Linked DNA regions of Homo sapiens: region 2 is linked to region 1. A link is an interaction called in ENCODE POLR2A ChIA-PET data of the cell type or tissue named here. Cell type or tissue: GM12878. All regions are shown on one strand. Each heading gives the region's core, and the rest is flanking DNA. Links, peaks and the distances in the headings are about the cores only.

Region 1 (7,521 bases), core at 1,588-5,587:
TGTCTGCCTCGCACGACAATGGTGGGCCATGCAATTCTATTTCCAGTCCACTTCCAGCCCTTAAGGTACCTTTGTGAGAGTTAGAAACAGGGCCTGCTGAGCAGGAGTAGCTATTGCCAAGGTGACATCCTATGAGTGGCATAGGCTGGATTCTGTCTCCCACACTCCTCCTGGCTAGAGGCCTCTGTGCAGGCTACAACCTGTATGGCCACACATTGTGGACCTGACACCACTGACTGAAATAGGGAGTGAGGAGCCAGTTGGTGAGCTGAATTTTAAGCATATTAGGTTTGAGGTGTCTGAAGACAATATGACATTGTGAGTCTGTTTCTTATTATTATTGAGGTGAAATTTGCATAACATAAAATTAAATATTTTATGTTATGTTATGTTATGTTATGTTTGTTATGTTATTTGACAGAGTCTTACTCTGTCACCCAGGCTGGAGTGCAGCCCCCACTTGATCCCTGCTCACTGCAACCTCTGCCTCCCAGGTTTAAGCGATTCTTCTGCCTCAGCCTCCTGAGTAGCTGGGATTACAGGCGCCTGCCACCACACTCGGGTAATTTTTGTATGTATAGTAAAGATGGAGTTTTGCCATGTTGGCCAGGCTGGTCTCAGACTCCTGACCTCAAGTGATCAGCCCGCCTCGGCCTCCCAAAGTGCTGGGATTGCAGGTGCCAGCTACCGCGCCCAGTCAAAATTAGCCATTTTAAAGCGTACAGTGGCATTGAGTACATTCACAGTGTTGTGCAGCCATCGCTTCTCTCTGGTTCCAAAACATTTCATCATCTGCAAAAAAGATTCCATACACAATAAGCAGTCACTCCCCATCCCCCTCCCCTCAGCCCCAGGCAACCACTAATCTGCTGTCTTTATGGATTTACCTGTACTGAATATTTCATATAAATGGAATCCTGGCTGGGTGTGGTGGGTCACACCTGTAGTCCCAGCACGCAGGGAGGTTGAGGCGGGAGGATCACTTAACCTCAGTTCAAGCGAGACCTCATCTCTACTAAAATTCAAAAAAATAAATATTGAAAATAAAAAATAAATGGAATCCTACAGTGTGTGACCTTTTGTGCTTGGTGTCTCTAACTTAGCATTTGTTTGTTTATTTCTTTTTAAGACTGGGGAAAAGATGGGAAGAAGCCAGTAGAGAAGGGAGATGTTGAAAACACAGGAGGGAAAGAGGAGGTGAGCAATAGGATGCATCCCTGAGAATGTGCTGGAGGGGGTGGTATGGGACTGCCTCTACACCTGCGAGGGCTGCCTCTCACGGAGGAAGCAGGAGCGATGAGGCAGATGCCGACAAGATCCTCCTGATAGGTTTGGTGGCAGCTGAGGGGATTTCCACCTAATGGTTTCTGTTTTTTCTGCGAAATAAGAGCTTGACCATCTACTGAGGGGAGAGTAGTGGTATTGTAGGTTTGAAGAAAATGATGATAATTGGAAATAGCTGCTGTGGAGAAAGGGCACAATCTTGCCGGGGAAATAGAGGAGGTTTTCTAGGCAATGTTGAGAGCGGAGTGAGGCTGGGGTCAGTGAATTCACAGTAACATAAATCTGTGGTGTGATCTGGTTTTATCTGCGGATCTCAGCAGCCTGGACGTGAGTGAGGTGTACGTGTCACATTTGGAGCCATGGCAACCATCCTGTGACCTGGAGGACAGAAGTCTAAAGGTAAAGTGAAAACACTGAGGATGGCGGAGCAGAGGATGGTGGGCGTCCCTCAGGCTGTTCTGTGCACAGTAGTGAGGATGACTCTGTTTGGAAGTCAGAACTCATTGCTCCTCTCCTCAAAACCCACTGATGACTCCCTCCCTCTCCACGAATAAAATTCCACATCCATAAAGCCCCATGTGATCTGACTCCCCACTGCCTCTTTGATCTCATCCTTTTACTCTCCCCCTCCCTCCCTCCAAGCCAACCTCTGGCTTCCTTGTTGATCCTTGAATGTTTCCAGCACGCTCCAGCCTCATGGCCTCTGCGCTAGCTGTTCTGCTTCACCTGGGATGCTCTCAGCCTGGAGTGATCTCAGCCCACACCTGGCCTGTTCACCCACTTGCTTCAGCTCCCTGTGTAAATGTCACCACCTTGGAGAGGCATCCTCTGACCACTCTCTTTCTAATGCACCCCTTTCTTAATCGTTCTATTCCCTTTTCCTGCCTTATTGTTTTTCAGAGTGCATATTAGCACTTTACACTTTAAGGACTTGTTTATTCTCACACACAAACTCTTACACTTCCTCATACGCACATGCACTCACACACAAACTCTCACACTCATATGCACTCACGCTCCCTGATACATGCACACACACTCTCTCACTCACATGCTGACCCGCAATCACTCTCACACATGCACAAATGTGAACTTCCAGAGAGCAGCACCCTGGTCCATTCCCCAACACCTAGAGCAGCACCTGGCATCTAATAGGTATTCAACAAATCTTTATTGAATTAATTAATGAATTAAAATAAAAAGCTAGGGGCTGGGTGTGGTGGCTCACGCCGGTAATCCCAGCACTTTCGGAGGCCAAGGCAAGCACATCACCTGAGGTCAGGAGTCCAAGACCAGCCTGACCAACATGGTGAAACCTTGTCTCTACTAAAAATACAAAATTAGCTGGGCATAGTGGTGCATGCCTGTAATCCTAGCTACTCGAGAGGCTGAGGCAGGAGAATTGCTTGAATCCAGGAGGTGGAGTTTGCATGAGCCAAGATTGCGCCATTGCACTACAGCCTGGGCAACAAGAGCGAAACTCCGTCTCAAAAAAATACAAAAATAAAAATAAAAAGCCAGCGTGCTTCATGTTATTGAGTCACTGAACTGACCCTGGAGCCACCCAGGCGCAGACTTTTTGTCATGGGAGAGTTGTCAACTGCCAGGTCCTGGGAGAAAGCAGCTAAGGCTGAAGCAGGGGGGCAGGGCGTGGGCACCCGGGATGGCACCCCTGGCACTCTGGTCAGAGCCCGCCCACTTCACCCATGGCCTGGCCCAGCTGGCCTGCCCCAGCCCTGCAGAGAAACTGAAACCAGAAATCTAGCTCTGAACCCTGGCCCCTCGCGTGTACGACAGCCCATGTGCTTGGTTCCTGCAAGAGAAAAATCCCACACTTCTCCAACCAGGACAAACCTGGTGTTTTCAGAACTTCCTGTCCCCAGGTTCACTGGTAGAGAATGGATTCAGTTGTAAATAGCAGGAATCTGAAAATAGCAGCTTCAGCAAATTAGGGGTTTAAGTTTCCCAACCGCACAAGCCTAGACTAGAGGTGTGTGGGTCAGGGCAGGTGCAGCAGCTCTGTGCTCTCAGTGGCCCTGAGTCCCTGTCTGTCTCTCTTCTGTCCTGAGCATGTGGTCCTGATTCCCACTTTCCCAAGCAAAGCCAGGGTTCTGATAATGAGGAAGAGAGGTGACCACGGCCAGAGTGTAAGCCAGTGGTTTTTCTTTTTTTCTTTATTTGCCATGGAGCCTAGCTCTGTCACCTGGGCTGGGGTGCAGTGGCATGATCTCAGCTCACTGCAACCTCCGCCTCCTGTGTTCAAGCGATTCTCCTGCCTCAGCCCATGAGTAGCTGGGATTACGGCCATCATGCTCAGCTATTTGGTATTTTTAGTAGAGATGGGGTTTCACCATTTTGGCCAGGCTGGTCTCAAACTCCTGACCTCAAGTGATCTGCCCACCTCAGGCCAGTGGTTTTCAAACTTTGCGTGCACTGGAGTTGCCTGGAGGGCTTGTTCAAACTGAGATTTTGCTCCTCCTCTCAGTTTCCTCCCTCACCGGTTTCCCAGTGATGCCAGTGACCAGGGACCATTCTTTGAGAACTACTGGCAACTGGTGTTGTCTGCTACCCCAGGTGATGTCACCTGGAATGTAAGAGAAATATGCAGAGTGGGAAAGCTGGCCACTGACTTACTGGCTTATCCTTAGAGTGGTCACCATTGACTTACAGGGACAACCTCAGTGTAGCTAAGTCTCATCTTATTTGGCTGTGTCCTCCTTCAGGCCCCTCACTTCCAGCACTCCTCGCACCTTCCTCTGTTGTCCATACAAGAAACTGGCTTCAGGACTTTCTGGCCAAGTGTGTGTGTTTGCACAGAATGCTGAATCCAACTCCCAGGTGCCCAGAGAAGTCAGGACTGGGCTGCTCCTTGCAGACTTTTTGTGAGAGGCTCCAAGCTGCCCTTCCTGGCTAGCAGGCTCTTCTGGAGAAAGGATGTTTACCTTTCACAGGTGAGGGCAGAACTCATTGCCACCTTTTGTTGTAAGTTTCTAAAGACACATGCTGCATGAATGTCTTAATGTCCTGCCCTAAGAAAAGTTTTCCATGCGGACAGGTACCCACCTGTGCTTTTGTGGAAGAGGATATATATTTTTTAATTGAGATATAATTCACATACCATAAAACCATCTTTTAAAAATGTACGAATCAGAGGGGTTTTTAAAAGTATATCCATGGAGTTCTGTAACTATCACCATGAATTCCAGAACATTTTCATTACCCCATAAAGAAACCCCACACCCTTTAGCCATTACTCCCTAATTCCTGATCCCACAGCACTAGCCCCCAGCAAACAACCTTCTGTCTCTGTGGACCTGCCTATTCTGGACGTTTCATATAAATGGAGTCATGCAACATGGGAACATTTGTTTCCGGCTTCTTTCACTTAGCATAATGTTTTCAAGATTCATCCGTATTCTAGCTTGTGTTATTCTTTTTATGGCCAAATAATATTCCATTGCATGGATGTATCACATTTTGTTTAACCATTCATCAGTTGATGGACATTTGAGTTGTTTTTTTTTCTGTTTGGCTATTACGGATAATTCTTCCATGAACTTTCATATGTGAGTTTTTGTGTGGAAACGTTTTCATTTCTCTTGGGTACATACTTAGGAGTGGAAGTGCTGGGCTATACTATATGGTATGTTAATCTGTTTTGCATTGCTATAAAGAAATACCTGAGGCTGGGTAATTTATAAAGAAAAGAGGTTTATTTGGCCCACAGTTCTGCAGTCTATACAAGCATAGCACTGGCATCTGCTCAGCTTCTGGTGAGGCCTCAGGAAGCTTTTACTCATGGCAGAAGGTGGAGGGGGAGCAGGTATGTCACATGGTGAGACAGTGAGCAGGAGAGACGAGGAGGTGCCAGGCTGTTTTTTAGCAAACAGATCTTGCCTTAACTAATAGAGTGAGAACTTGCCCATTACCATGGGGAGGGTACCAAGCAATTCATGAGGGATCCGCCCCCATGACCCAAACGCCTCCCACCAGGCCCCACCTCCAACACCAGGATCAAATTTCAACATGAGATTTGCAAGGAACAAACATCCAAACTATATCATATGATAACTCTAAGCTTAACTGCTGAAGGAACTGCCAGACTGTTTGTCAAAACTTCTTCATGATTTTACATTCTCCCAGCAGCGTATGAGGGTTCAACTTTCTCCATATCCTCGCCAACACCTGTTATTGTCTGTCTTTTTCATTGTGGCCATCCTAGTAGATATGAAGTGGTATCTCATTGTGGTTTTGATTGATGATGTTATTTTACAAGAATATGTCTGAATGGTACTCATGAGAGCTGTCTCCAAATATCTGAGGGCTTATTAGTTCTAAGGGGGGACTTATAAGTTGCTATGGTTGTGGGCCCAAAGTTGGAAGACTCTGCTCATCAAAAGGAGGCACCAATCACACAGCAAGTCAGCACCTCATGTGTGTTCAGCACTGTTGAAGTTAAACCATTAGGCTCGTACTTTGCGTCAGGCTTCTTGCTAAGTCCCAGGGATCTAATAAATCCCAAGCTCCTGGCAATCCTAGGATGGCTGCCTTGTTATCCCCATTTTAGGAATAAGGAAACCGAGGCTCCTCTAGGTTAAATCACTTGGCCAAGGTCACACTGAATAGGTCTGGGTTTGGACCCAGTTCTGCTAGACTCTAAACCCAGTGCACTTAGCCATTACACTCTACTATTGTGAAGGATATGGAAGCATAACATGTGAGGCTTGGTTTCAAACAGTTCAGTTGTAGGCACAAACCTAAAATGCATGAAATAGTGATGAATTAGAGGAAAACAGTGGATTATTAATTACTGAGGTATGGGGTGGTACCATTCTTGGAGGGAGCAGGAGTTTGTGTCAGTTAGCATTGACTAGATTATGTATCAGTAACAGATAATCCCAATATTATAGTGGCTTAAAGGAACAAAGATTTATTTCTCATGCTGCATGTCCGTTAGGAGTCCACAAGGAGGCTGTGCTTGTCAGAGTCACTCAGAGTGATGTCAAGATATCACTCAGAGTCACTCAAGCTGATGGAGCTTCCCTGCCTCCATTGTTGCTGGTTGCTTTGCCAGAATGAGCAAGATGAATGAATCTTGCACTAGCTCCTGTCTGGCAGTGACACACCTCAGTTCCATTCACCTTCGCTCACCAATGCAAATGATGTGGCCACACCCAACTTCAAGGGGGGAGGAAGTATAATCTTTCCATGTTCCAGGTGGAGTACTAAAAACACTTGGTGGACTACACCAACAACCGCCACCGAGTTTGTAGACAGAATCATGTAGGACTTGTGGGTATTGAGCACCAGTTCAAGCCAAGGGCAAAATGAAGTCTCCATTTTTACACAGAAGAATCTAGGCCTGCAAATAAACAGGTCAGTGAACTATCCACTAGGAAACTCACTGGAATACAAGAACATTTATTCATTACTCTAGAAACACCAAGAGATGGTGCCCCATGCATGGACAAGCAGGGACCACCTTGGTTCCACCTTCCTGCGGAACAGTCGTCTATCAGCTTGCATGGTATTCTTTCCTTAATGTGACATCTTCATATGAAAAAGCCCTTGTTTTCAGCAGCAACCCAGTTAGGTCTCTTTGGTTATTTTTGCATTGTGTACCTCCCATCACACGTTAGGGTTGGACAAAGATCCAGGAAGCCAGGCTTGGAAGAGAGGCTGTCTGAGTCTTGACCTACCTGCTGCTGCCTGGAGAGGCAGGGCTCCCCTACAACATCCAGCCTGCTCTCCTGGTTGACCAGCACTCCCTGGGAAAGGTTAGTGGCATACACACAGCCCTGGGCAGCAAAGTAGAGACTGAATTGAAACAGATACTAACTAAAATAAGACCTGCCCATTATTGTATCGATCTGTGCTTTTCAGCTTTTTAAAAACAATTTCTTCTTCAGATCGACATACAAGTCTCAAAGGTCATCCCTGACCCAAGGTTCTGATACATGAAGAAGCATCTCTCTTGTCTGTGTGTCCCCACTTGCCATGAGTATTTTTTTTTTTTTTGAGATGGAGTCTTGCTCTGTCACCAGGCTGGAGTGCAGTGGTGCGATCTCGGCTCACTGCAATCTCTGCCTCTCAGGTTCAAGCGATTCCCCTGCCTCAGCCTCTCGAGTAGCTGGGACTATAGGCGTGTGCCACCACACCCAGCTAATTTTTGTATTTTTAGTAGAGTCAGGGTTTCACCATGTTGGCCAGGATGATCTCACTCTCTTGACCTCGTGA
Region 2 (7,521 bases), core at 1,544-5,543, 230 kb after region 1:
TTATCCTTAGCAAACTAACACAGGAACAGAAAACCAAATACTGCATGTTCTCACTTATAAGTGGGAGCTAAATAATGAGAAGACATGAACAGAAAGAGGAGAACAGGAGACACTGGGGCCTACTTAAGGGAGGATGTTGGGAGGAGAGAAAGGTTCAAGTAGAAGGGGTGAGTTAATGAGTGGGGTCACTTTTGTAAAGTAGTGATTCTTGACCTTGGCTCATGTTGGAATCACTTGGGGATCTTTAAGCAAATACCCATGCCTCTGCCAATCCAAGACCAATTAAATTGGAATCTGTGGGTGGGGCCCTGGCATCACTATTTTTCTTTGTACTGCAAACTTCTTTTTAAAAAATATTTTAACTTTTATTTTAGGTTCAGGGGTACATGTGCAGGTTTGTAATATAGGTAAACTTGTGACTTGGGGGCTTAGTATACATGTTATTTCATCACTCCAGTACTAAGCATAGTACCCAATAGGTTTTTATTTTTTTCTGAACCTCTTCTCCTCCAAACCTGCTCCCTCAAGTAGGCCCCAGTGTCTCTTGTTCTCCTATTTCTGTCCATGTCTTCTCATTATTTAGTTCCCACTTATAAGTGAGAACATGCAGTATTTGGTTTTCTGTTCCTGTGTTCGTTTGCTAAGGATAATGACCTCCATGGAACTGGAGGCCATTTTTTTTAATGACTGCATGGTATTTCTTTTTTATGGCTGCATGGTATTCCATCATGTATATATAGCACATTTTCTTTATCCAGTCTACTGTGCATGGGCATTTAGTTTGATTTCATTTCTTTGATATTGTGGATAGTGCTGCAGTGAGCATACGCATGCATGTGTCTTTATGGTAAAATGATTTATATTCCTTTGGGTATATACCCATTAGTGGGATTGCTGGGTCAAATGGTAGTTCTGTTTTTAGTTCTTTGAGGAATCTCCACACTGCTTTCCACAATGACTGAACTAATTTACACTCCCACCAGCAGTGTATAAGCATTCCCCTTTCTCTGTAACCTCACCAGCATCTGCTTTTTCGTTTGTTTTTACTTTTTTATAATAGCCATTCTGACTGGTGTGAGATGATATCTCATCGTGGTTTTGATTTGCATTTCTCTAATGACTAGTGATATTGAGCATTTTTTCATATGCTTGTTGGAACATGTATGTCTTTTGAAAAGTGTCTGTTCATGTTATTTGCCCACTTTTTAATGGGTTTTTTTTTTGCTTGTACGTTCCCTTAAGTTCCTTGTAGATTCTGGGTATCAGACCTTTGTCAGATGTATCATTTGCAAATATTATCTCCCATTCTGTAGGTTGCTTCTACTCTGTTGATAGTTTATTTTGCTGTGCAGGAGTTCTTTAGTTTAATTAGGTCCCATTTATTGACTTTTGCTTTCATTGCAATTGCTTTTGGCATTTTCATCATGAATTCTTTGCCAGTTCCTATGTCCAAAATGGTATATCCCAAGTTATCTTCCAGGGCTTTTATAGTTTCAGGTGTTACATATAGGTCTTTAATCCATCTTGAGTTGATTTTTTTGTACTACAAACTTGTAATTCGTAGCCAGGGTTGAGAATCCCTGCCAGAAAGAGCGGGGGGGGTGGAGAGAGAGAGAGAGAGAGAGAGAGAGTCCCCGATGAAGACCAAGGAGTGATTGGATCTGGCAAGCAGGACATCAGTGGCTTTTGAGGGAGCAGTTTCAGTAAAGTGATGAGACTAGATTCCAATTTATAGCAGGAAGGGCTGGATAAGGATACAGGGTTTTGTGGTCAATGTAAAGTACATGGAGAGAATTGATGCTGCATGGCCCCGATGTTATGAGGTAATATTGTTAACTGCTACGAGTTGGATCTTTTTGAGCTGTGGAACTTTCTGAGACTTGTGGAGAGTGGGGAAGCACTGAAGAGATGCTCTTAGGAATATAAGAAGAGTCTGCAAGGCCACAGTGATGGCCTGGAAGAGTATGAATTGCATTCTGTAATTATGTGGCCCCTATTACCGACTGTTAATGATGTAACACATACAGTGCTGATGCATGTAGTGGAGTTGCTTCTAAGGCCTGAGACAGATTTTGAAGTTAGCATGTAAGGCAAAAATGGCATTGGTCAAAATTGTTCTTATAAATCTCTTAGGAAGGTGCAAGTGGGGACTGCCTTTCCATCTCCACAGGGAGCCAGCTCTCCCTGGAAGCAGCAGAATATTCTTCACTTGAGCACCAGGTGAAATAGTTGACTTGTATACAGCTAATGTTATATGAAAAAATGTGACTCTTTACACCAAAGCCATGCTCAGTTTAATTAAATACTCTCATTAAGAAGAAGTACTTGGGTCATTAATGAGGGATATTTAAGTACGGAAATTAACTGAGGGTACAAAAGAATTAGTTCCCCGTCTCTCTGCTTGTAGGTATGTGATGAATAAAATGAGGAATTGTGTACACTAAGTTGTAATTTTCAGTTTTCTTTTTCTTTTTAAATATCCTATGATCAGTTGACAATCAGTTTTCATTTTTAATTGAGCACATATAATTGAATTTGAGTAAATTAAATGCATGATGATGCAGCTCGCATCACTGCATTTTTTATTTCTCACTTGCCCAAAATTGAGAGAGTATAACATAGTCATTAAGAGGATGGGCCCTGGCTCAGACCACCTGGGTTTCAATCATGTCAACATCACTCACAATATGTGTAACTTTGGTTATGTTACTTAATCTCACTTTTCCTCCAATTTTTCATCTATCAAGTCAGCATGAAAATAGTAGCTACCTCATCTGTTTGTTGTGAGGACCAAGTAAGTTAATACAGGTAAAACACTCAATACTGTCAGAAATTATTATTGTTGTAGTAATGGTGTATGCTGATGCATAAGTGTGATTTGATGTTAGGCTACAACTTATATCACAAGGTCAGGCTTTTACTGGAGCTTAGGCTGTGGCCCAGTATATTATCTTGCCTTTCAAATCAAGGGCCAGATGAAAGAGCTGCTGACAAAGCTCAGATGTTTTACTGCAAAAAGCTGTGGGCGGGGAGGCTTATTTATGACTTTAAAAAAATTGAGCCTGCCCAAAGTGGGGGGTCTCTTTCAAAACTCAGAAAAAAACAAATACACCAATCAAGACACAAAATCATGGTCTTTGGACTAAGATAAATTGTAAATACATTGGGATGTAGTAGATTCTTAGTTAATTAAAGCTTTTTAGATTGTTTCTACCAAAACCTGTGGTGCTCTGTGTGTTAAAGGCAGACTCTTTTGGTGATGTGATATGATAAATTCACCAGATTTTAGGTCTCATGATTTTTTGCAAAGAGAGAGAGAGAGAGACATTTATTTCAAAAGAGCATCCCTATTGAAAAGGGACAATTAAATGAAGTCTAATGATGTGTTAATCATCATTAAAGTTAAAGGATGGTGGCCAGGTGCGGTGGCTTATGCCTGTAATCCCAGCACTTTGGGAGGCCGAGGCAGGTGGATCACTTGAGGTCAGCAGTTCCAGACCAGCCTGGCCAACATGGTAAAACCCCGTCTCTACTAAAAATACAAAAATTAGCCAGGTGTGGTGGTGTGCACCTGTAGTCCCAGCTGCTTGGAAGGCTGAGGCATGAGAATCATTTGAACCTGGGAGACGGAGGTTGCAGTGAGCTGAGATCACACCACTGCATTCCAGCCTGGGCAACAGAGTGAGACGTGGTCTAAAAAAAAAAAAAAAAAAATGGTGAAAATGTAATGGTGAAGTGGGGGGAAAAAAGAAGCTTCATTTTGATAGTGTGGGGGGAAAACAATACATCTAAGATAGGTCAGTTTTGAGTACGAAGCTTTTCATGTTTGGATTTTGCAATAGTCCCATTCAAATTTTTAGTAATAACTGGCATAAGCTTCCCATTACCACTTCTTTGAAGTATACCTGTCATGTTTGTAAAGATTTCTTTTTCAGAATGAAGCTGGCAGCCACGATAAACATGTTCACATTTAGAAATTGTCTATTTGAAAAAGAATTACTACAGTTTTGGTTCAGAAAATAATTAAATTAAGCTTCTTAGTGCTTTGAGACTATGGTACTGTGTAAACTTAGGAATAACATTTAGTTACCACTGAGCTTAATAGTGCCTTGAAGAATTAAAGTTCATTATTCACTACTTTTTTAAAAAGTCAGAACCATGATGAGTTGAATAATAGATGTCTTAAAAGTTAAATTTAGTTTGGTTAGTTCTATGGCTATCCCATAGCATTAGAGTATTAGAATAATTTATGCCTCATAATCATACAGTAGCTAATATTTATTGAGCATTTTTTTTGCCAGAAAAGATTCTAAGGGTTTTACATATATTAACTTATTTAATTATTACACCTCTGTGAAGCAGGTCTTGTTGTTACCCCTTTTTTATAGATGAAGAAACTGAGGCATAGAGAGGTTAAGTCACTTGCCAAAGACTTCATAGCTAGTATACAGCAGCGCCAAGATTTGTATTCATATCAGCCACTGCCAGGGCCTTAACCACCAGGCTAGACTGCCTGTACTTGAATACATAAATTCTGAGTTAGAGTTTAACATCCTTGAATTCTCATATATCTTAATTTTTAAAGAAGTAGGGCAAATTTACAAAATTAACTTGGGTTTATTGTACTAGTTATGCTACCCTGTAGAGAGGTTTCTGTTTCAAAGGTAGAATTCTTGAGAATTTAAATACTTCAGAATATTATGGGCCATTGAAACAAGACTTTGAGATGTGCTGGTTGTACTATTTAGTGTAGTAGACTGACAGGTTGTGTTACATTACCTCTTCTTGTTATCAATCTTGCCTTTGATAATACATGCCAAGTATTTTACTTACTACTCTTCAAATTGATTCTATGTCTGAGGATTTGGGGATAAGCAGTGGGTATGTTTGAGTTTGTAGCAAAGAAGAGATACTGGGTGGTTTTGGACAAAATAATTCCCTTGCGTTTTGGATGCTTTCTCAAGTAGTTTTTCTGACTGGTCAAAATTGACACAACAACCATCTGAACAAGTCTTTATGGCCTTCATTTGTTCCCTCATAGTTCCTCATATACCTTTGCTTTTTGTGCAAATTCAGAAGAGCATTATTTACAAGATACCATTATTTGAGCGGTAGCAAGTTCAGGGATGGGGAAGGTTCCGAAGAGCATCGTTCATTTATTCCGAAGATAAAACAAATTATTTCCTCAGGATGCTTCAGTTGGTTGCTGGTCTAGCCTAGGCCTTTCCCTTAGGTCTTATATCTCTAGAATGAAAAGAGAGGGGAGTTATTCCTATTAGGTCAATTTTATAAATTTTTAGGCTTACATTGCCATATGAAAAGATTAAAATTCTCTTATGTCTTAACCGACTCCAGAGTAAATTTAATTCCTTTGGAAATTATACTGATTTTATGTATGTGCATGTGTGTGGTTTGCATTATGATTTTGTGTGATTATAAAGATACGTTTGTGCAAGAGATTCAAACCATAAAGGCATAACCCCCCTCCCGCAAGCCCTCCACCCAGAATCAACTGGCATCATTTTAATGAATGAGCTTCTAGACCCCACCCTCCCCCAGGGTATATATATATAGAGAGAGAGATAGATAACTTTATATAAATAAAATCATACTATAGATGCTGTTTTGCTTTCTGTTACTTTGAGTCATGGGGATCTTTCCATGTCAGTATAGACTGTCTTTTTAAATGGCAGCATAGTATTCCAATGTGAATGTATAATAATTTATTCAACAAACCAGTATTTCCAGGCATCTGTCTTGTTTTTCATTGTACTCTTGTAGGCATTGTGCTGCTGGGAACATCATTTAAACCTAACATTTTCTCACATTTTTTTCATTTTTCTCCATGGGGTACATTTGTAGGTATGGGCTTGCTGAGTCTAGCAGAACGTACATTACAATATTTTATGATGTTGCCAGTTTGTCCCCCAACGTCTGATTGTTATGTAGTCAGATGTATCTTTCTAGGCAGGCTTTCTCCACCCTAAAATTATAAAAGTGTTCACTCATTGGAGTAGCCAGGGTTCTTGGTTGTAAAAACAGAAACTGGGCCGGGCGCGGTGGCTCACGCTTGTAATCCCAGCACTTTCGGAGGCCAAGGCGGGCGGATCACGAGGTCAGGAGATCGAGTCCATCTGGCTAACACGGTGCAACCCCGTCTCTACTAAAAATACAAAAAAAATTAGCCGGGCACGGTGGCGGGTGCCTGTAGTCCCAGCTACTCGGGAGGCTGAGGCAGGAGAATGGCGTGAATCCGGGAGGCGGAGCTTGCATGAGCCGAGATAGCGCCACTGCACTTCGGCCTGGGCAAAAGAGGAGCGAGACTCCGTCTCAAAAAACAAACAAACAAACAAACAAACAAAAACAGAAACTGATTGTGGTCTATTTAAAAAAACAAAAACAAAAATGGTATCCGGTGCTCCTAGCATTGGCAGGAAGACTAGAAATAAGGTGTTAAGGGAGCTGGGTGCCCTGCATCACAGTAAGGCCACATAGCAGGGATAGGCTGGTGAGACCAACCTTCCCCATCCCTGAACTTGCTGCCGCTCAAATAATATCAGGAATATGTTGTTTTCCCACTTTTCTTCATTGGTTTCCCCTGTAGTGTCTTCATTCTTACATGCATTGTTCCCATGTGGTAGTAAAGACAGCAAGAATCCATAGTCTTACCATTTTAGCATCCCAGAAAGAAAGAAGGCACTTCCCAATATTTTGTGTGGAAATCTTGGTGTGGAATCTCATTGGCCTGTCTTGGGATATGTATGCACCTGTGAACCAACCACTGTGGCAAAGGGGATGAAATGCACTGACTGGCCAGGCCTAGGCCATGTGCCCATCCCTGGTGCCGAGAATTAAGTCATCCAGACTGAGAAAAAAGGGAGAGGTGGTTCTCAAAGAAAAGAATGGTGAGGTTGTGAAAGAAGGGGAATAGATGCAACAAGAGAAATAAATATCCCCTGTGATTATGGTATATATTTTTAATATTTGACTGTATTCTTTTAGGGGAACAAAGTGCCATTTTACAATTTATCATTTCAGAAAATTAAACTTTTTATAAAATCTGTTCTTCATTGTACATGGGATTATTAAAATACCAGTAAGGATTTATTAAAATACCAATAAGGAAAGTAAGCTTCATTCTTTATTTTTCAATCAATTATCTTGAATTAAAGAAGGCTGTGGGGCCGGCTGCGGTGGCTCAAGCCTGTAATCCCAGCACTTTGGGAGGCCGAGGTGAGAGAATCACCTGAGATCAGGAGTTCGAGACCAGCCTGGCTGACATAGTGAAACCCCGTCTTTACTAAAAAATATAAAAATTAACCGGGCATGGTGGCCGGTGCCTGTAATCCCAGCTACTCGAGAGGCTGAGGCAGGAGAATCACTTGAACCCGGGAGGCAGAGGTTGCAGTGAGCTGAGATCACGCCATTGCACTCCAGCCTGGGGGATGAGAGAGACTTCGTCTCGAAAGAAAGAAAGAAAGAAAGAAAGAGAGAGAGAGAGAGAGAGAGAGGGAGAGAGAG

Evidence for each region. Peaks named below come from ENCODE experiments on the same cell type or tissue, not always from the same donor. Only the 100,000 strongest peaks of a DNase experiment are listed, where the experiment ranks them.
Region 2: POLR2A ChIA-PET joins it to region 1 with 7 read pairs; 1 of 35 experiments calls an interaction of 5 or more read pairs at or near these places.

The regions. Positions count from the first base shown.
Region 1 is chr2:64,933,574-64,941,094 of GRCh38, reverse strand. No RefSeq gene overlaps it. Among named protein-coding and RNA genes, the nearest start is that of LINC02245, 4.9 kb to the right of the region's middle. RefSeq lists an enhancer at 2,399-2,954. In GM12878, for the core only: no CTCF peak of the experiment used is centred there; DNase peaks (open chromatin) are centred at 2,270 and 3,144; H3K4me3 peaks cover 3,406 bases; H3K27ac peaks cover 2,782 bases.
Region 2 is chr2:64,700,647-64,708,167 of GRCh38, reverse strand. No RefSeq gene overlaps it. Among named protein-coding and RNA genes, the nearest start is that of SERTAD2, 50 kb to the right of the region's middle. In GM12878, for the core only: no CTCF peak of the experiment used is centred there; no DNase peak of the experiment used is centred there; H3K4me3 peaks cover 241 bases; H3K27ac peaks cover 1,027 bases.